Linked DNA regions of Homo sapiens: region 2 is linked to region 1. A link is an interaction called in ENCODE POLR2A ChIA-PET data of the cell type or tissue named here. Cell type or tissue: MCF 10A. All regions are shown on one strand. Links, peaks and the distances in the headings refer to the core of each region. The heading gives the core; the rest is flanking DNA.

Evidence for each region. Peaks named below come from ENCODE experiments on the same cell type or tissue, not always from the same donor. Only the 100,000 strongest peaks of a DNase experiment are listed, where the experiment ranks them.
Region 2: POLR2A ChIA-PET joins it to region 1 with 13 read pairs; 8 of 35 experiments call an interaction of 5 or more read pairs at or near these places.

The regions. Positions count from the first base shown.
Region 1 is chr7:74,569,634-74,581,426 of GRCh38, forward strand. The region is part of intron 22 of GTF2IRD1 (GTF2I repeat domain containing 1); the gene reads left to right. Among named protein-coding and RNA genes, the nearest start is that of MIR10525, 20 kb to the right of the region's middle. RefSeq lists an enhancer at 11,383-11,793. In MCF 10A, for the core only: no CTCF peak of the experiment used is centred there; a DNase peak (open chromatin) is centred at 5,928.
Region 2 is chr7:74,471,220-74,483,012 of GRCh38, forward strand. The region is part of intron 1 of GTF2IRD1 (GTF2I repeat domain containing 1); the gene reads left to right. Among named protein-coding and RNA genes, the nearest start is that of GTF2IRD1, 23 kb to the left of the region's middle. RefSeq lists enhancers at 6,695-7,276, 7,277-7,859, 9,120-9,169, 9,220-9,269, 9,280-9,329. In MCF 10A, for the core only: no CTCF peak of the experiment used is centred there; DNase peaks (open chromatin) are centred at 6,772, 7,092, 8,182, 9,952 and 2 weaker places.

The DNA.
Region 1 (11,793 bases), core at 1,561-9,560:
TATTTCCACCCACCAAGGGTGGATTAGAGAAGGCAAAACTAGGGCAGAGAAGCCAGGGAGTGTTGAGAAGGTCTGAACCCAGGCAGTGGGCAGCTGGGCCCCACGATGGATGGGGTTAGGATCTAGAGGCAGCAGCAGGGTGTGAAGAGGGCGGAAGGTTCCGGAAGGGTGATGGTGGTGCTCGTCTCTAAGGCTGGGTCTGTGGGCTTGTGAGACACATCCAGGGGCCCATAGTGAAACCTGAGTGGTATTTAGTGCAGGCAGGGTGGCAGGCAGGCTGGGGGCCTCTCAGAAGCGTGGAGCTGGCAGAGAGAGACCTGCCCGGGGCATCGGAGGAAAGGGCGACTGTGCAGGAACAGAGTAGACGAGGTGGGGGAACCTTTGGGTAAGAAGAGCTGAGTCAGGAGCATTGAGGCAGCGGTTTTCAAACCTCAGAAGCAACAGCAGGGCCGGGCGCGGTGGCTCAGCCTGTAATCCCAGGACTTTGGGAGGCTGAGGCGGGTAGATCACCTGAGGTCGGGAGTTCGAAACCAGCCTGGCCAACATGGTGAGACCCTGTCTCCACCAAAAAATACAAAAATTAGCCAGGCATGGTGGCGGACGCCTGTAATCCCAGCTACTCGGGAGCTTGAGGCAGGAGAATCGCTTGAACCTGAGACGCAGAGGTTGCAATGAGCTGAGATCACACCACTGCACTCCAGCCTGGGTGACAGAGCAAGACTCTGTCTCAAAAAAAAAAAAAAAGCCAGACACAGTGGCTCATTGCCTGTAATCCCAGCACTTCGGGAGGCCAAGGCAGGAGGATTGCTTGAAGCCAGGAGACCAGCCTGGGCAACATAGTGAGACCCTGTCTCTACAAAAAATGAAAACATTGAGCCAGTGTTGTGGCACACATCTGTAGTCTCAGGTACTCGGGAGGCTGAGGAGGGAGGATCGCTTGAGCCCAGGAAGTCAAAGCTGCAGTAAGCTGTGATCACACCACTGCACTCTAGCCTGCGAGACAGAATGAGACCTTGTCTTTCAAAAAAAAATTCTAGAATTGTTCTTGAATAGCAGTGGTTAACGTTTTTTAAAAGCTTTGGAAGGTAGTGAACTCCCCGTCACTGGAGGCATTTAAGCAGAGGTTGAGCTGCCACTCACTAGAGAGGCCGCTTCCTATAGGGCTTGCTGCAGGAGAGGAGAAAGGGACAAGAGAGCCCTGCCGGTTTTGGAGGGGCTGTGGGGAGGACTAAAACCAAGGAGGGGCCCCTCTACCCACCAAATCCACTTCTCTTTGCTGCCCCGCCACCAGCTCCCCACAGCTCCTCCCTGCGTATGGGCCCAGCCACCCTTCTCCAGTTCCCTTTTGGGCAAACACGAGGGCTCTCCCCGGACCCAGGCCAGCTTCCGCTCCTTTTAGTTCTCCTCTCACCCTGGGGGTACAGCAGTCCCTGCCAGCTTGAGGGGACTGTGGGAAGGCAGCGCCCCACCTCTCCTTCCCCAGAGCAGGGGCTCCAGACCCCAGGGATGTGGCAGAGCTGCCAACTTCCTGTGTGACTCCAGCAAGTCAGGCTTGCCTACCTGGGCCTCAGTTTCCCTACTTGTAAAATGAGAAGAATTGCCCACGCCACGTCTGCCTCCCCTGGGGCCACCCTGGAGTGCATGACCAGGTGAGAAGGAGGGATGGGCTGTCATGAGTGGGAGGTGGTGAGGCAGAGAGACTGGCCAGGATGGAGCGGGGACAGCCTGGGAGGCCTGGCTTTGCAGCATGGACAGGGCCCTTCAGGCCTGGCCCTGGTAAGCTCTTCTGCTGACGTCCCCATAGCGGAGGAACCCGTACAGCCCCACTGGTCGGGGCCAAGCTCTTGGTGGGCTCCAGTTTTATCTAGGACATCCCCACATCGTCTCCTCTGTAAACGTTCCACTTTCATCTCAGTTTAAGGAACTATGTCAAATTACATGCTGCTAGCTGGGCACAGTGGCTCACGCCTGTAATCCCAGCACTTTGGGAGGCCAAGGCAGGAGGGTCACTTGCATCCAGGAGTTCGAAACCAGCCTGGGAAACATAAAGAGATCCTGTCTCGACAAAAAATAAAAAATTAGCCAGGCATGGTGGCGTGTGCCTATAGTCCCAGCTACTCAGGAGGCTGAGGTGGGAGGATCCCTTGACCCTGGGAGTTGGAGGCTGTAGTGGGCTATGATTTTGTCATTGTACTCCAGCCTGGGCAACAGAGTGAGACCTTGTCTCAAAAAAAAAAAATTACATGCCACCGAGGAAGATCATTCCACTTACACTCACCTCTCACCCCCACCAGAATTGTTTGAGGCCCATTTTGAGAAGCTCAGCTGTGGGTGAAATGCCTGCCAGGCACAGGGCTGTGATCCCTTTTCAGGGGGTACAAGTGGAGAAAAGCCAGAAGCCTCAAATACAGTAGCACCACTTGTCATTGTCCTCTTTGATCTCCTGCTAAGCCTCTCTCTTCTGTGGGGTCTCCTGTCACCCAGTGGGTGCTATGGTGGGATGGGCTTCCTGGAGAGGATGACCTGAGCCAGGCCTGGATGCTAGTGTAGGACTGACCTCTGCAGAGGGTACTGGGGTGGACATGGGGAGGGACTGAAGAGCGGCAGGCACAGGAACAGGTCCCTTTTTGCCTTCTCAGGAAGAAGTACCATCACTTCTGAGCTGTGTGATCTTGGATAAGTTAACCTACTATCTCTGATCTTGGATAAGTTAACTTGCTATCTCTGATCTTGGATAAGTTAACTTGCTACCTGTGATCTTGGATAAGTTAACTTACCATCTCTGATCTAGATAAGTCAACTTACTATCTCTGATCTTGGATAAGTTAACTTGCTTGTCTCTGATTTTAGATAAGTTAACTTACTGTCTTTGATCTTGGATGAGTTAACTGTCTTTGGGTCTCCATTTCTTTGACGTGATACAGAACAAGGACATCCTCCATGATCCTCCCTTCTGCTGCCCAAGACTTGAGAGTCATTTCCTTGTCGCCAATCACACACAGGCACACACCCTCTGGCCCCTGCCTCCCTCTCTCAGCCTTCCCCACCCCCTCTCTACCCTTCCAACTCTGTCTTGAGCTCTTGAAAGCTCAAAATAAAGCCACCCTTTCTCAAGTTTCTAAAGATATCACAATTCCAGCGCCAGCCACATGTTTCTCCACTGAATTATCTCTGCTTGTCTTTGTTAATTAGGGTTCAGTAATGATCTCCCTTCTGCCTTCCCAGGGAGAGCTGGCATCTGCGGGGCGGGGCTTGGAGGCCTTTGTGGGCAGACGAGACGCCCTACTGCCGGGCCCAGAGTTGGCCCGACGCCTCCTTTCTTCTGAAGTGGCAGAGTGGGCCATGAAATGATGGCATGTTGGGGAGACCCTGCCCTTTTCTGGCTGGTGGGGACTTAGCTGGGGTCATTGCAACACCATTCTGCCCCCCAACCTTCCACACGTCGGGGAAGGGAACTCCAAGGTTTTTAGCCTTTATTAGATGGGCTTCCAGGCTGGGTGCGGTTGCTTACACTTGTCATCCCAGCACTGTGGGAAGTTGAGGCAGGCGGATTGCTTGAGCAATCCTGGAGTTCGAGACCAGCCTGGGCAACATGGCAAAATCCCATCTTGACAAAAAATGAGCCAGGCATGAGGGCACATGCCTGTAGTCCCAGCTACTCAGGAGGTTAAGGCAAGAGGCTCACTTGAGCCCAGGAGGTTGAGGCTGTGGTGAGCCGTGATCGTGCCACTGCCCACCAGCCTGGGCAACAGAGCAAGACCTTCTCTCAAAAAAAAAAAAAACGATTAAAATTTAAAATAGACAGGGGCTTTCCGGACCCGAAAGGGAGCAGGGTTGGGGGCGCCTTTAGAGTCTTTTGCAACATCCCAGAAAGCCTCCCAGAAACCCTTTCCCCAGCGAAGACCACCCAAGCTGACAAGAGCAACCAGCACCTTTATTTGGGCTGGAATGAGATCAGCACCGAGGGGTCGCCAGGCACCTTGTGCAGAACAGAAGCTGATGCGTGTGTCTGAGCCATAGAAGTAGAGCAGGGGCAGGGTGGTAACCATGGCTCAGCACATGTGGTTTACTGGGTGTACCCGATCCTTCCAGCCTTGTGGGGAGGGGTGTGGGGACAAAAGAGGAGGGAGGTGGAGGTTGGGGGCCATGCAGGCCTAGCCCTCTAAGAACCTTCGTGTCATGGAGAGGGCTCAGCACCACCCACAGCAGACTTCGTGTGGCCCCAACAGAGGCCTTGGGGGCGCAGGTGCAGTCACTCATTTGTGCACAGGCCCAGGTGTCTCACTGGGGCCAGCACTGTGCCAGATACTGGTCTTTTATTATTATTTCATTATTCTTTTTGTTTGTTTCTGTTTTGTTTTGTCTTTGAGACAGAGTTGCGCTCTTATTGCCCAGGCTGGAGTGCAGCAGTGCAATCTCAGCTCACTGCAACCTCCGCCTCCCGGGTTCAAGCAATTCTCCTGCCTTAGCCTCCTGAGCATCTGGGATTACAGGCATGCACCACCACACCAAGCTAATTTTTTTTTTTTTTTTTTTTTTTGTATTTTTAGTAGAGACTGGATTTCACCATGTTGGCCAGGCTGGTCTCGAACTCCTGACCTCAGGTGATCCACCTGCCTCGACCTCCCAAAGTGCCGGGATTACTGGTGTGAGCCACTGAGCCCGGCCTCATTATTCTTATTTAATATTTTTGTAGGACAGCATCTTGCTTCATTGCCCAGGCTGGTCTAGAACTCCTGGCTTCAAGGGATCTCACCGCCTTGGTTTCCCAAAGTGCTGGGATTACAGGCGTGAGCCACTACACCGGGCCTAGATACTGGAATTTTTTTTTTTTTTTTTTTTTAAGGCAGGGTCTCTCTCTGTCACTCAGGCTGGAGTGCAGTAGCACGATCACGGCTCACTGCATCCTCGACCTCCCTAAGCTCAAGTGATCCTCCTGCCTCAGCCTCCCAAGTAGCTGGGACTGGAGGCGTGCACCACCGTGCCAGGCTAATTTTTGTATTTTTTTGTAGAGACGGGGTTTTGCCATGTTTCCCAGGCTGGTCTGGAACTCCTGGGCTCAAGTAATCCACACACCTCTAACTTCCAAAGTACTGGGATTACAGATGTGAGCCACCGTGCCCGGCCTATGCTGGACTTTTAATCAACACTGATTAAAAAAAAAAAAAAACCCGGCTGAGTGCAGTGGTTCACGTCTGTAATCCCAGCACTTCGGGAGGCTGAGGTGGGCGGATCACCTAAGGTCAGGAGTTTGAGACCAGCCTGGCTAACATGGTGAAACTCCGTTTCTACTAAAAATACAAAAAATTAGCCCAGCATCATGACACACACCTATAATCCCAGCTACTTGGGAGGCTGAGGCAGGAGAATCGCTTGAACCCGGGAGGTGGAAGTTGCAGTGAGCCGAGATTGCGCCATTGCGCTCCAGCTTGGGCAACAAGAGCGAAACTCCGTCTCAAAATACAAAAAAACAAAAAAAACCCAGCCTCACGGAGCCTACATGGTGGGGCGGGGGGATAAACAGAAAATCTGCAAAGCGTAAACCATGGGAGCAATTGTATTTATTTTTAGGAGATTGCAACATTATTTAGGTGATGACCAGAAGGAGGCCTTAGTTTTAAAGGCCTGAAGGGGCAGCAGGGAACAGCATTGCAGGCAGAGAGAACAGCAGCTGCAAAGCCCCTGAGGTCACCTGCCAAGGTATCAGAGGAAGGTCAGGGGAAGTGAGAGATGAGATGGAGATGGACAGGGAAGATGGTACATGGCCAGATAAGGATTTTGACTTTTGCTCAGAGTGAGCTTAGAGTCGGTGCAGTTCTGAGCAGAGGGTAACAGGATCCAGCTTGTTTTAACAGAATCCCTCTGGTTGCTGGCTTGAGGACAGACAAGGGTGGAGAGACATAAGGAGGTTGTAATAATCCAGGCGACGCCTGTGGCGGCAGTGGGGTGGTGAGTCACCCACTCTTAGGTGAGTTGGCTGAAGCCAACAGAATGTGCTGATATAAGCTGTGAGAAAATGAGGAGCTGACTTTGACTTCAGAGGTTCAGGCTGAACTTGGGGAAGGACGGAGGTGCTGTGGGTGGAGACAGGGAAGATGCAGGAGAAGCTGGTGGGGCAGGAGGTGGCGGATCAGGCGTGTTCAATCTGGGGTCTCATCCAGTCGAAGTTGGAAGCAAGTTGGGGCTCAGGGGAGCAGTCCAGGCTTGAGATATGATTTGGGGAATCATGAATTTATAACTGGTATTTCAAGCCTTAAAACAGGCCGGGTCCAGTGGCTCACGCCAGCACTCTGGAAGGCTGAGACAGAAGGGTCACTTGAGCCCAGGAGTTCGAGACAAGCCTGGGCAACATAGCAAGACCCCATCTCTAAAAAAAAAAAAATAGCTGCACGTAGTGCACACCTGTGGTCCCAGCTACTAGGGAGGCTGAGGTGGGAGGATGACTTGAGCTCAGGAGGTCAGGCTGCAGTGAGCCACGATTGTGCCACTGAACTCCAGCGTGGGAAACAGAGTGAGACCCTGTCTCAAAAAAATAAATAAATTACCTAAACGTAGTGGCTTCAAACAACACAAATTTATTGCCTTACAGTTTTGGAGATCAGAAGTCTGAAATGAGTCTTCCAAGGCTAATGTCAAGGTGTCAGGGGCCAGGTGCAGTGGCTCACGACTGTAATCCTAGCACTTCGGGAGGCTGAGGCGGGCGAATCACTTGAGATCAGGAGTTCGAGACCAGCCTGGCCAACGTGGTAAAACCCCATCTCTACTAAAAATACAAAAATTAGCCAGGTGTGGTGGTGCGCACTTGTAATCCCAGCTACTCGGGAGGCTGAGGCAAGAGAATCCCTTGAACCCAGGAGGCGGAGTTTGCAGTGAGCTGAGATCGTGCCATTGCACTCCAGCCTGGGCTACAAGAAAAAAAAAAAAAAAAGATGTCAGCAGGGCTGATCCTTCTGGAGGCTCTAGGGGAAAATCTATTTCCTTGTCTTTTTTTTTTTTTTTTTTTTTTTTTTTTTTTTGAGACAGAGTCTTCAGGCTGGAGTGCAGTGGCGCGATCTCAGCTCACTGCAACCTCCGCCTTCCAGGTTCAAGCAATTCTCCTGCCTCAGCTTCCTGAGTAGCTGGGATTACAGGCATATGCCAACATGCCCGGCTAATTTTTGTATTTGTAGTAGAGACAGGGTTTCACCATGTTGCCCAGGCTGGTCTCAAACTCCTGACCTCAAGTGATCTGCCCACTTTGGCCTTCCAAAGTGCTGGGATTACAGGTGTGAGCCACTGAGCACGGCCCCCTGTTTTAAGGATTAAATGAATGAATCCATGCAAAGATCAAAGAGCAGTGCCTGGCACAGAAGAGCTCAGATTCTCTGAGTTACCAAGTGCCCGTGATGGGTTGGGCATTTTTTTTATTTGTTTGTTTGTTTTGAGATGGAGTCTTGCTCTGTCGCCCAGGCTGGAGTGCAGTGGCGCAATCTCGGCTCACTGCAAGCTCTGCCTCCTGAGTTCAAGCAATTCTCCTGCCTCAGCCTCCTGAGTAGCTGTGACTACAAGCGTGCACCACCTATCCCAGCTAATTTTTTGTATTTTTAGTAGAGACGGGATTTCGCCATGTTGGCCAGACTAGTCTTGAACTCCTGGCCTCAAGCGATCCACCCGCCTCAGCCTCCCAAAGTGGTGGGATTACAGGCGTGAGCCACCGCGCCCAGCTGGGTTCAGTAATTCTTAGCATATTGCCAATTTTCCCTGCTTTCTCTCTCACACACACGCGCACACACATAATTTCTCTTTCTTTTTCTCTATTTGAAGTAAGGTGCAAACATCTTGACTCTTCGTGCCTAAATGTTTCAATGCACATCTCCTAAGAAAACACTGTTATCTTACATACTCACAATAGCATCATCGTACTTATACAACTTAATAATTCCCTGTCATCTAATACATGGTCTTTATTCAAATTTCCAAAACTGTCTTCTATGCCTGTTCTCCTCCATGATATAATCATTTTTCACTGGTTGATTTCTTTTTTAATTTTTTTTTTTTTTAAAGACAGTCTCCCTCTTGCCCAGGCAGGAGTGCAGTGGCACAGTCATAGCTTACTGCAGCCTGGACCTTCTAGGCTCAAACCATCCTTACCACCTCAGCCCCTCGAGTGGCTAGGACTACAAGCACACGTGCTACCATGCCCAGCTCATATTTTATTTTTTACTTTTGTAGAGATAGGCTGGAGTGCAGTGACACTATCACATAGCTCACTGTAACCTCCAACTCCTGGGCTCAAACAATCCTCCCGCATCAGCCTCCCAAGTAGCTGGGACTATAGCTGGGTGCCACTGTACCAGCTACTTTTAAATTTTTTGTAGACAGAGTCTCTCTATGTTACCCAAGGCTGGTCTCCAACTCCTGCCCTCAAGTGATCCTCCTGTCTCGGCCTCCCAAAGTGCTGAGATTATAGGTGTGAGCCACCACGCCAGGCTCACGGGTTAATTTTTTAAAAATTATTTTATTGCATGTAATGTTTGCCTAAACAAAAATTATTTCATTTTGCTTATAATTTTACTTTCTTTTTTTTGAGACGGAGTCTCGCACTGTCGCCCAGGCTGGAGTGAAGTAGTGTGATCTTGGCTCACTGCAACCTCCACCTCCCAGGTTCAAGTGATTCTCCTGCCTCACTCAGCCTTCCGAGTAGCTGGGACTATAGGTGCCCGCCACCACGCCCAGCTAATTTTTTGTAGAGACGGGGTTTCACTGTGTTAGCCAGGATGGTCTCCATCTCCTGACCTCACGATCCACCCGCCTCAGCCTCCCAAAATGCTGGGATTACAGGCATGAGCCACCGCGCCCAGCCTATAATTTTACTTTTATGACAAAGGCGTGTTATTGAATAGAGTCTGGGACTTGCTGTTTTCCACTTAGCTTTGGTTGACATAATGCTGAAGTGTGTAGCTGTAGCTTCTTAGTTCTCATGGCTCTATAATCTTCCATTGAGTGGAATTTTACCATGATGCAATTCCTCTCTCTCCCCTCCTTGGGGATTGGGCTGCTTCCATTGTTTTGCTGTTACTAAGAATGCAATTAACACTTATAGCCGGGCACGATGGCTCATGTCTGTAAACCCAGCACTGTGGCAGGCCACGACGGGAGGATCCCTTGAGCTCAGGAGTTTGAGACCAGCCTGGGCAACATGGCAAGACCCCATCTCTACTAAAAATACAAAAAAATTAGCCAGGCATGGTGGCATGCTTGCTATTCAAGAGGCTGAGGCGGGAGGATCGCTTCAGCCCAGGAGGCAGAGGTTGCAGTGAGCTGAGATCATGCCACTGCACTCCAGCCTGGGCAACAGAGCGAGATCCTGTCTCAAAAAAAAAAAAAAAGCAGAGGAGGAGAAGCATAGATCCGTTAAAAAGTTTAAGGCCCAGCCTGGTGACTCGCCCCTGTAATCCCAACACTTTGGGAGGCTGAGGCGGAAGAATTGCTTGAAGCCAGGAGTTTGAGATCAACCTGGGCAACATAGCAAGATCCTGTCTCTACAAAAATGTTAAAATTAGCCAGACGTGGTGGTATGCACCTGTAGGCCCATGTACTCAGGAGACTGCGGCAGGAGGATGAGGTCAAGGCTGCAGTGAGCTAGGATCGCACTACTGCATGGGTGACAAAATGAGACTACATCTCTAAAAAAAAATTTTTTTTGAAAAGGAAGAGGAAGAAGGCCAGGCGCAGTGGCTCATGCCCGTAATCCCAGCACTTTGGGAGACCGAGGCAGGCGGATCACCTGAGGTCAGGAGTTCAAGACCAGCCTGACCAACATGATGAAACCCCGTCTCTACTAAAAATACAAAAATTAGCCAAGCGTGGTGGCTCGTGCCGGTAGTCTCAGCTACTTAGGAGGCTAAGGCAGGAGAATTGCTGGAACCTGGGAGGCGGAGGTTGCAGTGAGCCCAGATCACGCCACCGCACTCCACCCTGAGCGACAGAGCAAGACTCCATCTTAAGAAAAAAAAAAAAAAAACTACAGTTCCCTTTGTAAAATGGGTTTTTGGTAGAGACAGTGTCTTGCTGTCATTCCGGCTAGAGTCCAGTAGCTGGGACTACAGGTGTGGGCCACCATGCCCAGCTAATTTTTCCATTTTTATAGAGATGGGATCTTGCTATGTTGCCCAGGCTACATTTTTTTTTAAATCATGAGTTTTTGAAGGAAATTGGATAGGGCAGGCTGTGGTAGGGGATGGATTGGACAAGCCCCTGCTTGAATGCCTGCATACAGTGGGGAAAAGGGGGATCAAAATGGGTCAAGCCTTAAGGGTCCCTCCTGCACGCAGTGTCCAGGTGCAGGTCTGGGATGGCAGAAGAACCACAGGCTCATGAGCACTGGCCTGGGCACAGGTCCACAGGTCTCTGCCCCGCTGCAGCTTGGCCCTCCTCTCTCCAGGCCTCAGTTATCTCATCCATGAAATGGAGCTGATGGAATTCCTGCTAAACCTGTGCGCAGGCCCTACAAGGGGTTAAAAGCTGAACCTGAATGTAGCTTTTTTATTTTTTCGAGACCGGGTCTCACTCTGTCACCCAGGCTGGAATGCAGTGGTGCAATCGCTGCAGCCGTGAACTCTGCCCGGGCCTGGCAGGGAGTTGGGGCTCTGTGAAGTGGTTCAGGAGGGGAGAGAAGGACCATTATCCCACGCTTCTGCTACAGATCGCAGTCTCTCCCCTCTAAACCGCCCTTGCCCTTCGCTGGCTGCGTCTCCCTGCTGTGAATGGTCGTAATTACCAACGTGAGGTCGTCAGTCTGAGCTGAAGTCCTCTAACTAGGCGGGGAGAGTCAGGGCTGGCCAGGGCTCTTGCACTTTGCCCCGAGAGAGAGCCGTGGAGCCAGCCCAGGCACCACCCGAGCCAGTTGGTTTAAAATTGTGTACATAGCATGGCTGTGATTCAGTGAGCTTGGTTGTCTTTTTTTTTTCCCCCTTGGCAAATTTCAGTTACTCCTTGGGCTAACAGACAGCAGACTGGTAAAGATAAGATGAGAGTTGCCCAGCCAGCGTTAAAGAGAGAGAGGAGACCGAAGAACAGAATGAGCAGGAGGGGGGCAGGAAAAATGTCAAGGGAAGGCCTGTCCACCAAAGGTGTCACTGTCCAGGGGCAGTGGGCAGGAGGTCGCTGCTGCGGGGATGGGTTCTTTCAGCAGGACTTTCTGCACAGCACTGGGGGCAGAAACATGAAGGTGAAACCCTACACACACTGAGTCCTAACTATGACATTTCCAAACAGAGAACACTCTGAAATGTTTGCAACTGTGGGTGTCTTTACAGCCAGCCTGGGTTCAGGGGAGCTCAGGCAGGTCCTCCCGAGAATAGGTTTGCTGACTTGGTGTTCCGGACGGTAAACTAAACCCCCTTTTCTGGGGGGGGTTGGGGGGAGACGGAGTTTTGCTCTTGTTGCCCAGGCTGGAGTGCAGTGGCGCCATCTCGGCTCACTGCAACCTCCGCCTCCCGGGTTCAAGTGATTCTCCTGCCTCAGCCTCCCAAGTAGCTGGGATTACAGGCACCCGCCACTATGCCCGGCTAATTTTTTTTTATTAGTAGTAGAGATGAGGTTTCACCATGTTGGCCAGGCTGGTCTTGAACTCCTGACCTCAGCTGATCCACCCACATTGGCCTCTCAAAGTGTTGGGATGAAAGGCATGAGCCACCGCATGCCCGGCCCATTGCTGCTTTACAGATGAGGACATCGAGTGGTTCAGGGACTTGCCCAGGGTCGCGAGCTGATTGCAGAGCTGGGATTTGAACCCAGGCAATCAGTCTTGGG
Region 2 (11,793 bases), core at 2,162-10,161, 98 kb before region 1:
TCACCTGACTGTTTGCATTTGTGAAAACTCATAGAAATATGGCCAGAGGCTCATGCCTGTAATCCCAGCACTTTGGAAGACTGAGGCAGGAGGATCGCTTGAGGTCAGGAATCTGAGACCAGCTTAGACAGCCAAAAAAATTAGCCGGGTGTGGTGGCACACAGCTGTAGTTCCAGCTACTCAAGAGGCTGAGCCGGGAGAATTGCTTGAGGCTGGGAGTTCAAGCCTGCGGTGAGCTATAATTGTGCCACTGCACTCTAGCCTGGGTGACAGAGCGAGACCCCATCTCTACAAAAAGATTTAAAAATTAGCCAGGCACTGTGGCTTGCACTTGTATTCCCAGCTACTCAGGAGGCTGAGGTGGGAGGGTGGTTTGAGCCCAGAAGTTTGAGACCAAACTATGTTTACTGGGTAACATAGCAAGACCCCTGTCTCTATCTTTTTGAAATATTTAAAAAAAAAAAAAAAAACAAAAAAAAAAACAAAAAAAACGGCCGGGTGCGGTGGCTGACGTCTGTAATCCCAACACTTTGGGAGGCCAAGGCGGGCAGATCATGAGGTCAGGAGATTGAGACCATCCTGGCCAATGTGGTGAAACTCTGTCTCTACTAAAATTACAAAAATTAGCCAGGCATGGTGGTGGGTGCCTGTAATCCCAGCTGCTCAGGAGGCTGAGGCAGGAGAATTGCTTGAATCCGGGAGGCGGAGTCTGCAGTGAGCCGAGATGGCGCCACTGCTCTCCAGCCTAGGCGACAGAATGAGACTCTGTCTCAACAACAAACAAACAAACAAACAAAACAGAACACTCATAGAACTGTATGTCAGAAAGAATGAATTTTATTGCATGTATATTACACTCCAGGTAAAAAGGGGCCTGGCCTGGAACTGGCCTTTCCAGAGTAACTCCACTTGGAGTTCACCATCTCATTTGTTCTAGTTGGTGCCACCATCCCTTCTACCAATGGTGAGTTTTGGTCTGTCAAGTTGGCCAACCTGAGTTGTGCATAGGGCCGGGGCCAGGTGCTGCAGTGGGGCCCCCCTCTTTCCCTTCCTTGGACATCCTAACCCCTCTTGGGGTTTCCCGAGCTTCTTGGATGGAGGGAGCCATAGAATGTTAGAACTGGAGGGAACCTCAGAATATACTGGCCTCTTCTCTTTTTCAGATGGGGAAACTGAGGCCCAGGGCTGGGAAGACACTTGACTAAGGTTCTAGAGTTACGAGGATCAAGATCTAAAACCACATCTGGCCGGGCACAGTGGCTCACGCCTGTAATCCCAGCACTTTGGGAGGCCGAGGCAGGAGGATCACTTGAGGTCGGGAGTTCGAGAGCAGCCTGGGCAACGTGGTGAAACCCCATCTCTATTAAAAATACAAAAAAAAATTTAGCCAGGCATGGCGGGGGGTGCCTGTAATCCCAGCTACTTGTGAGGCTGAGACATGAGAACTGCTTCAACCCGGGAGGCGGAGATTGCAGTGAGCCGAGATCGCACCACTGCCCTCCAGCCTGGGCAACAAGAGCGAAACTCTGCCTCAGTAAATAAATAAATAAATAATCAATCAATCAATCCACATCCATGACTCTTGGTCTGGGCCTCCTTGCCCTCCTGCAGATGCCTCTGGAGCCTCCCTTGTCTCCTGCTCCTGGTTCGGGAGGCTGGACAGGCCCAAGCTGGCCCCACAGCTGGTGGGAGGCTTTGCTGCAGCGTACCCTGGACAGGGCAGAGTTGGGTAGGGAAGGGAGAGTGGTCAGAGCATCTGCAACACCGCAGCGGAGGAGAGGAGAGAGTGCGGTGAAGGCTGGCAAGTGGTTGATTATGGGGAGCTGTGAGAATGGTTGATGGCCCCCCAGGGACAGACAGGAGAACAGAGCACTGGTTTCTGCTCTTTGGAGCTCCTGACATCACCTGGAGTAACCCCCAAGCCTCATGATGTGTTCAGGTAGATCCCAGCAAATGCAGAATTGGGGTCAGCCTGGTTGGGATGACAACCAGAAGAGCTTCCTAAGGGAAGGACCCCAGGAGAACCTGGTGGGGGCAGGGGAGAGATCTTGGCCGGTGTCCCTTCCCAAGGGAGGAACCCAGTCTCAGGGACGTAGTCCCGCCCCCTGGTTTATTCTGGTATTGCTGTGTCCACCAGCCTGGGGCTGCCAAGAGCTCTGGAAACTTCTGTGAGGTTGGGCGTGGAGGTTGCATGGTGGCAGCTCAGGGCTTTTTTTTTTTTTTGAGAGAGGGTCTTCCTCTGTCGCCCAAGCTGGAGTACAGTGGAACAGTCATAGCTCACTGCAGCCTCAAACTCTTGGCTTCAAGTAATCCTCTCACTTTGGCCTCCCAAAATGTTGGGATTACAGGCATGAGCCACTGCGCACGGCTTTGGGGATTCTTATTGGCTGTGAACCCCGTGATTCATTGCTCCCATTTTCTTGGTTTAGTGCCCACTCCTGCAGATGAGGGGAGGCAGACTGAACCTCCTGGAGTCTGGGGTCTGGGTGGTGAGCCTGCCCACTTCCAGGAACTGTCCATAACCCACCCACCATCCTGGACAGCCCGCAACCTTGGTAGCACAGGACACTTGCCCACTGCCCTATTTTTGGCTCAGAAAACGATATCTTCAGCTGGGTGCAGTGGCTCACGCCGAGCTGGGCGGATCACCTGAGGTCAGGAGTTCGAGACCAGCCTGACCAACTTGATGAAACCCCGTCTGTACTAAAAATACAAAAATTAAGGCTGGGCGCAGTGGCTCACACCTGTAATCCCAGCACTTTGGGAGGCCGAGGCGGGTGGATCACCTGAGGTCAGGAGTTCGAGACCAGGCTGGCCAACGTGGCGAAACCCCATCTCTACTAAAAATACAAAAAAAAAAAACAAACAAAAAAATTAACTGGGCATGCTGATGGGCACCTGTAATCCTATCTATTTGGGAGGCTGAGGCAGGAGAATTGCTTGAACCCGGGAGGTGAGTTCAACCACTGAGCCGAGGTCGTGCCACTGCACTCCAGCCTGGGCAATGAAGTGAGACTCTGTCTCAAAAGAAAACGATATTTTCTTACCTATGGGGTCCCCTCTGGTTTTCAGGACTCACAATGCCTGCAGGAAGCCCACCTCAGGTCTCACTGTAGCCCCCCTGGTGGGGAAACCCCTCTGCCTCTAGCAGGGCAGGCAGAAAAGATGTGTTTGGAATAAATAATGAGCCTATGGGAGAGCCACTCCCATCTTGGTGCAAATATTTGTGTGTGAATCACTCATCTGGACAGTGGGACTGGATTGTGGTTGACAGTGAGCCATGCCTGGGGGGCTGTGCAGGGGACATTGTAGGGGTGCAGGGCCATGTTTACTCCAGATCCCAGCAGACTTCACTTTGAAGCTGGCCCCTGACTCTTTGTGCTGTGTGACCTTGGGCGAGTTGCTCAGCCTTTCTGAGCCTCTACATCCTCATCTGTAAAATGGGGAGAGTACTGTTGTGTTTGTAGTGTTGCTGAGGTGGGTTGCGAGATGCCCATCAGCAGCACAGCTCCTGCCACTGATGGCTGCAACGCAACTGTGATTTCTCAGAAATGTCATCCCAGGCCCAGCTAGCCCTGAGGCCCAGGTGGGGTTTTGAGGGAAAGGGATCTGGCTGGGAGCAGTGGCTCGGGCCTGTAATCCCAACACTTTGGGAGGTTGAGGCGGGAAGACTGCTTGAGTCCAGGAGTTTGAGACCAGCCTTGGCAACATAGCAAAACTCCATCTCTACAAAAAAAATAAAATAAAATAAAATTAGCCAGGTATGGTGGTGTGTGCCTGTAGTCCCAGATACTCAGGAAGGATTTGGGACGATCACTTGAGGCTAAGAGTTTGAGACCAGCCAGGGCAACATAGCAAGACTCCATCTCTACAAAAAATAAAATAAGTAGCTGGACACGATGGCACACACCTTAAGTCCCAGCTACTTGGGAGTCTGAGGCAGAAGGATCACTTGAACCCAGGAGTTGGAGGCTGCAGTGAGCTATGATCACGCCATTGCGATCATAGGCTGGGTGACAGAGCAAGAGACCCTGTCTCTTAAAAAAAGAAAGAAAGAAAAGAAAAATGATACTCAACCCTTGTCCATTGGGCCTGACTCTCACCTCCCACCTCTACTTTGTGAGGAAGGGACAGGGTGTTAATATGTCTTCATTGGAGGGTACTGGGGCCCAGAGAGGGGAAGGAAGTTCTCCAGCATCACACAGCCACTCGAGGCTGAGCCTCCACTAGACCCAGACCTCCTGGGGCCTGGCCTCATGTACGTTCCTGAGACTACAGGGTTTTGGTGAGGGGCTGCCCTGCCATCTGTTGCTGTACCCTAGGGAGGGGAGGGTGTGGCCCGGGCTGGACTCCTCCAAGTTGCTCTGTCCCTGGGTTTTGGAAGGGGAGGGGCCGCTTCATGAAATTGCACCACCTGGCCAAGGCTCGGGCAAGCCCAGGTTGGATGCAGGTGGCCAGGCTTTTCTGACAGGTGAGGGCAGAAGTGGAAGTAATGCAGGTGTTCAGAGAAAGGGCCGGATGTGTGTGCATGCGCACACCCAGCTACAAAACAAGGGGTGCCATTCCTCAGGGACCAGGCCATTAACGTGAGCCACCCGTCTGATGCGTAGTCACCCGCCGGGGTGACGGGGGACTTCCTGGACTCTGCGGCCTGATCCTGCCTGTCTGGTGACATTCCTGATCTGGAGTACACATTGGGCCTGCAGTGGGTGCTTTGGTGTTTGTGGAATGAATGAATGGGCTGGCGGCACCCACTGATGAGCATCTGCCAAGATGTCTGTGTGCGTGGAGGTGGCAGGTGTGGTCCAGGTACCCGATAACGGATAGACACCTGTACAAAACAGCCTCTTCTCCAATGCCTGGTGGTGGTGAGGGATGGGGGTGTGGCTATTTTGCAGTTGGATGGTGTGGACACTTACAAGTCAACTAATCCCGATGCTCTGGACTCCTGTCTGTAAAATGGGATGGCGTAGGTGTGGGCTGGTGGTGCCTGGTGGGTCCCGCCCAAGCCCCAGAGAAGGGGCTGATGGCAGCTAGTTGTTATTTTTATTACTAAATCATGGCTCAGCCCAGCCTGGCCTGGCAAGCCCAAGTTCCTGGTGGATGTCTGCCTCTTCCACGCCCGCTTGGAAGCCTTCTGAACCTCCTTTTTTTTTTTCTTTTGAGACGGAGTCTCACTCTGTCGCCCAGGCTGGAGTGCAGCGGTGCGATCTCGGCTCACTGCAACCTCTGCCTCCCGGGTTCAAGCGATTCTCCTGCCTCAGCCTCCCAAGTAGCTGGGATACAGGTGCACGCCACCAGGCTCGGCTAATTTTTTTATTTTTAGTAGAGATGGGGTTTCACTGTGTTGGCCAGGCTGATCTCAAACTCCTGACCTTAAGTGATCCGCCTGCCTCTGAACCTCCCAGATTTCATCGGTTCCCCACCGTACTCTCCTGCCTCTAGCCTTTGCCCAAGCTGACCTTGGCCCCAGTCTTCCCCACTGAACAGCCACCCAGCCTTTGGGGCCAGTGCTCCTGGGCCGATGCCAGCCATCCATCCTGGATGTGCCCACGCCTGGTCACTCCCCACATGAGGAGCTGATGATCTTTGGTCACCGTTTATAAACTTTAGCTTCTCTTTCCTCACCCAGGAGCTCCAGGGCAAGGAGTGGGCCTGATTCACCCCCGTTCAGGGACTGGGTCCTAACAGGTGTGGTGAAAATGAGCACTTAGTCAGCGTCCCACAGCATCTAAAAGACGGGAACAAGGGCTGAGGATGTGGGTAGGCCCAAGACTGGAAATAGGGAAGCCTCTGGAATGGGGACTAGAAGATGAAAGGGCTCTGGAAGATGGGGCATCCAAGTGTTTAAAGCAAGAACGGGGCTGGGCGTGGTGGATCGCGCCTGTAATCCCAGCACTTTGGGAGGCTGAGGAGGGAGGATCACTTGAGGCCAGGAGTTTGAGACCAGCCTGGCCAACATGGTGAAACCCCATCTCTACTAAAAATACAAAAATTAGCCACACATGCCAGTGCGCACCTGTAATCCCCGCTACTCAAGAGGCTGAGTCAGGAGAATCACTTGAACCTGAGAGACAGAGGTTGCAGTGAGCTAAGATCGCACCAGTGCACTCCAGCCTGGGCGACAGTTTTTTTTTTGTGTCCAAAAAAAAAAGAGGTGCGGGGAGGGCCAGAGGGCATTTGGGGTGGGACGGGGCAGGGCAGGGCTGGGTGACTGGAATGGGGTGACTATAATGAATGCTTTGGAGTAGGTCAGGGCAGGTGGGGAGGCCAGATGCCAGGGGAGGGAGGGGGCATGGGGATCCTTCCATCTGGGGCCAAGGATGGCAAGGCCCTCAGACAACTTCTAGCCCAGGTTCTCCATTGACAGATGGAGAAACTGAGGCCCAGGGAGGGGCAGTGCTAGTGCTGAGGTTTTACATAGCAGGTGGGCTGTTCCCCAGCCCACTGCAGGGCATAGCCTGCCCTGGGACACCTGTCCTCACCCGTTGGCTCAGTGGTTGCAGGGGCATGGGTGGGTAGAGGTCGGGGAGTGAGCCGGCTCAGGCGGGCAGGGCTGGGGGCCCCGTGAGCCAGCGCCCCAGGATTAGATCACCCACGAGTAATGGGCTTTTTTCCGTCCAGCCTTTTCCCGACAAGAAAAGGCCTGATGTTCCTCATCCGTGTTGTTCTGAGAAGGCATGTTTATGTCTGGCAAGCGAAGGGTTCTTGGGAGACAGGATCCCAGGGCCCCCCTGCACTGCCTGGCCCCAGGGGTTGGCACCGCCCCAGAGCTGGTTTCCTCCCACTGTCTCCTGACACCCAGCCCCCACGCTTTTCAGATGCCTGCCTGAGAACAAATAAATACTTCTGCACCATGCACATGAGCTCAGATAAGCCTCCGGGGCTCAGCCAGAACTGGGGGCACCAAATGCCCGGGTTCCCTGACCCCTAGCTGGGTGCCAAGCCTGCATTTCCCACCCAGCACTCCCCAACCGCCCCTTGCGTGGAGGGACAGAGATATACTGTGAGCAACACGGGACCTGATGTCAGGGGTGGACAGCAGCTCGGCGGGTGATGTCAGCTTGAGCAATCGTCCCCGTCATCACTGCTGTTAAGTGAGCGGGCACTTGGTGTCCCCAGGCCCAGCGCCAGGCCCTGTTCACACATTCTCACGTGGGGCTCTCACAGAGCTGAGAGCAGTAGAATTACCATCACCCTTTTGCTCAGTGGGGAGAGGAAAGTTTGAGCATTGTGTGTGTGTGTGTGTGTTTAGAGACAGGGTCTTGCTCTGTCACCCAGGCTGGAGTGCAGTGGTGCGATCATAGCTCACTGTAGCCTAGAACTCTTGGGCTCAAGCGATCCTCCCACCTCATCCTCCTGAGTAGCTGGGATTACAGGCACATGCCACCACGCCCAACTAATTTTTATGCTTTTAGTAGAGATGGGGTTTCACCATGTTGGCCAGGCTGGTCTCAAACTCCTGGCCTCAACTGAACCACCCACCTCAGCCTCCCAAAGTGCTGGGATTATAGGCATGAGCCACCAGCCCCACCTTTTTTTTTGAGATAGGGTCTTGCTGTATTGTCCAGGCTGGAGTGCAGTAGCGTGATCATGGCTCACTGCAACCTCTGCCTCCTGGGCCCAAGCAACCCTCCCACCCCAGCCTCTGGAGTAGCTGGGACTACAGGCACATGCTATCACACTAGGCTAATTAAAAAAAAAAAAATTATAGAGATGGGGTCTCACTATGTTGCCCAGGCTGGTCTCAAACTCCTGGGATCAGAAACCTGGTGGTCATTCCAGGTGCCTCCCTTGGGACCCCCCGTCGCCAGCTCCTGGTCCCAAAGCTCTGCCCCGTCCTCCATCCCCTGCTGCTGTCTGCTTCATGCCTGGCTGTCTCTGGCCTGGGCTGTCGCAGAGACTTGGCAACTCCTGGCTCCCCAACTCCAAGCATGACCCGACAGTTCCTCCGCCGTAGCTTCCTGGGATCCCCCTCACTGCCCACGTCTCACCCCTGCCCCACACCCTGCAGCGAGGCTGACCTTCCGAGATCCTTGGCCTCACCCCAATGGCCACGCTGGTCTCTGCCCACCACTTCCTGCCCTGCCCTGCACACTCCAGCCATGCAGAGCTGGATTTGTTCCCCACCCACCCACCCACTCCCACAGCCTCTGGCCCCGCTCAGGCCCGACCAGGACACGTGGGCGGCCCAGGCTGGCGGTTGGGTTTCCTGGGCAGCCAGTAATTTGGCACTCCTTCAAACAGGTCTTTATTTATTCAGCATTTATTTCTAGGGGAGGTGGGTGCTGCGGTGGGGCAGGGAAGGCGCCTCCCTTGTAGAAGAGCAGGGCCTGGGCACAGTGCCTGTCTCCCCTCCTCACCTGCAAACGCCAACTCCCCTGGGAGGGTCCCGGCAGCTCAGGTGTCACCTCCTCCAGGAAGCCCCACCCTGACTGCCTCACCCGCCGTCCTGGGCTTCTTCCATGCCACTTATTTTTATCTTTCACTGAAGCATAATTTACTTCCAGTAAAGTACATGAGTACATGAATCTTTTTTTTTTTTTTTTTTTTTTGGAGACAGAGTCCTGCTCTGTCATCTAGGCTGGAGTGGCGTGGTCTTGGCTCATTGCAACGTCCCCATCCTGGGTTCAAACAATTCTCCTGTCTCAGCCTCCTGAGTGGCTTATAGGCGCGTCCACCATGCCCAGCTAATTTTTGTATTTTTAGTAGAGACGGGGTTTTGCCATGTTGGCCAGGCTGGTCTCAAACTCCTGACCTCAAGTGATCTGCCCGCCTCGGCCTCCCTAAGTGCTGGGATTACAGTCGTGAGCCATCGCACCCAGCCCAAGTACATAAATCTTAAGCATCCCGTGTGATGAATTTTCCCCCGACTTGTATACTCATGTAACCATCACTCAGCTCAAATCCTTGCACTGTGTTTTAATCTTTTTTTTTTTTCCCAGTAGTCTATTTTTTTGGTCATTTTCCCTGCCAGCCTGGGAATCCTTCAAGGGCAGGAGCACCTGCTGTTGGGCCCTGTGCGGTGTGGGACACAGTGTGAGAGAGTATTGGTGCCTGTGAGCTGGTGGCTGTGTCCCCACCCCTGTGATTGTCCCCACGTGTGTGTGTGACGGAGGCTGTGGCCGTGGGAACATGTGGATCTGTGAGCCTGGCCAGGGGCCCCAGTGCAGGGGCAAGCGCCCCCTCCTCCACTGGAAGAGAGCCTTGTCCGATCCCCCAGCCAAGGGCCTTTGCAGGGAGCCGTGGCCCTGCTGGAGAGTCCCCGCCGGCTGACAGCCCGGAGATTAGTCTCCAAGGCCACAACGCCAGTTGCCATAGGCACGCAGGCCCGCGTCAGGACTGCGATTTCTCATCCTGGTCACGCAGGCAGGCGGCCGCCCCTGCCCGCCTGCCAGGAGCCAGGCTCAGGCTTTAAATAACAAGGGTGGAAACCTGAACCGCGGAGCCGTCTGCCCGGCGGATCCTGGCCTCCCCTCCTGGTAGAGCAGGCATGGGGCGGCCTGGACCCCGCATACTGCCGGCGGCGGCGGAGTCCCTCCGTGCCCGCCCCGGGGGACGGGAGAGAAATGGAGAAACCTGAGTTTGGGGGCTCTCTTTGAGTGCTCCTAGTACCTGATGCACAGCCCGAGCTGAGAGGAGACAGCCCCTTTTCCTAAATCCCGTCCTCCACGTGGAGGAAGGACGCCCTACCTTCCAGAAGCCTAGATGAAGGGCAGATGGGGCTTCGCATGGCCAGGCCTCAGATCGGCTTCCCCCAGCCCCTCCAGGGAAGAGGCAGGCGGCTCCCTCACTTCCCCTTGGAAGGCAGCATGAATCCCTGTACTTCCTGGACTGCCCCTTTGCCCCCGCCTGGGGCCAACTTTCCTGTCATGGGGTGGAGCAGCTGTGTTGGATGGTTGGTTTTGCTTTTTGTTTTGCTCTATTTTTTATTTAAAAGGAAAATTTTTTTAGAAATGAGGTCTTGCTCTATCGCCCAGGCTGGAGTGCAGTGGCGCAATCCCAGTTCGATGCATTCTTGAACTCCTGGGCTCAAGCCATCCTCCCACCTCAGCTTTCTGAGTAGCTGTGACGACAGGCGCGTGCCACCACGCCCGGCTCATATTTTAAATTTTTTGTTAGAGATGGGGTCTTGCGATGTTGCCCAGGCTGGTCTCAAACTCTTGGCCTCAGGCAATCCTCCTGCTTCTCTGGCTCCCAGAGTGTTGGGATTACAGGAGTGAGCCACCACGCCCAGCCTGCTTTTGTTTTTAAAGGATGAGGTTTCTGTTGTTTCTTTCCAAATTGTAAAAGTAATACTTACCTTAGGTGACTTAGAAAATACAGAAAAGTAGAGGGAAGCAAAGTCAGGCATGGATCCCACCCTGAGATGCACGGTCTGGAGTTTGCATCCCGGGCTGCACTGTGTATGCCCCTGAGGTCATCCTGTCCAGTGTTGGAATCAGCCTCTGCTGGGCATCAGGTTGCCTGCACCTACTCCTTGTTTATATGTGGGTGTGTGTATCTGTGGATGTACCAAGTGAAAGCTTTGGGGAAACATCTTTGCATGTAAATCTTTGCATTTGGGATAATTAACTCAGGATTAATTTATAGAATTATAAGTCCTGGAGCGAAGGGTGGGAACAGAGTTAAAATTGAACTTCCTGAAACACGTCACAGCGTCACCAAATCGCTTGGCTGGGAGGACTGTGTGCACCCAGGGCCCTTCTGTGGGGTGGGCCAGGATTTAGTGTGAAACTCATGGCTGCTAGGCTGGGAAGAGCTCGACCACAGGTGTGGGGTTTTGTCTCCAGTGACATTCCCAGCTGGCTCTTGCAGCCCCTGCCCTAGTGACAGCATGGGGTGAGGGGGCCAGAGGAGGCTGGAGGTGGAGCCCTGCCTCTAGGCGGAACTGTACCATCTGTAGTTGCAGGGCAGGATTAAAAAGGGACAGTTTTGCTGTTTGTTTGTTTGTTTTTTTCTGTCATCTGACTGGGTGTCCCAATACCTGATGTCTCCTAAAACTTTTTTTTTTTTTTTTTTTTTTTGAGACGGGCCTCCTTCTGTATCCCAGGCTGGAGTGCAGTGATGCAATCTCGGCTCACTGCAGCCTCAACCTCATGGGATCAAGTGATCCTCCTGCCTTAGCCTCCCGAGTAGCTGGGACGACAGGCATGTGCCACCACACATGGCTAAATTTTAAATTTTTTGTAGAGTCAGGGTCTCTCTGTGTTGTCCAGGCTGGTCTCAAATTTCTGGGCTCAAGTGGTCCTCCTGCCTCAGCCTCCCAAAGTGCTGGGATTACGGGTGCGAGCCACTGTTTCTGGCCTTATGCACACTTTTCATTGAGAACAAAGTTATTTGTTGTAAGAGAAACACCTTGATAACTGTTCACACACTAAACTACCCAGGTAACCAGCACCCAGATCAAGAAACAGCATTGACAAGCCCCTCTCACCCCCTTCCAGTTACTACCACTCTCCCTGACCCACCACGATAACCGCCGTTCCATCTCCTGGCTTCAGAATGTGGCCTCCTTTTGAACCTTACATAAATGGAATTCTACCATGTGACCTCAGATTCTTTCATCATCCTTGCGAGATTCCACCGTGGTGTTGCGTGTCTTTGTGGTTTGCTCATACGTCTGATGCCTTTTCCAATAGACGGGGCACCCAGGAGGAGTCAGTGGAAACACATGTACCGTGGAAACAGATCAGGTCTTGCGCTGAAATTCGGATACCTCTGAATTACTGCCCATCGTCAAAGAAATAAAGTTTATTTCCCTAAAGGATGTTTTGTGGTGAATAGGAAAGA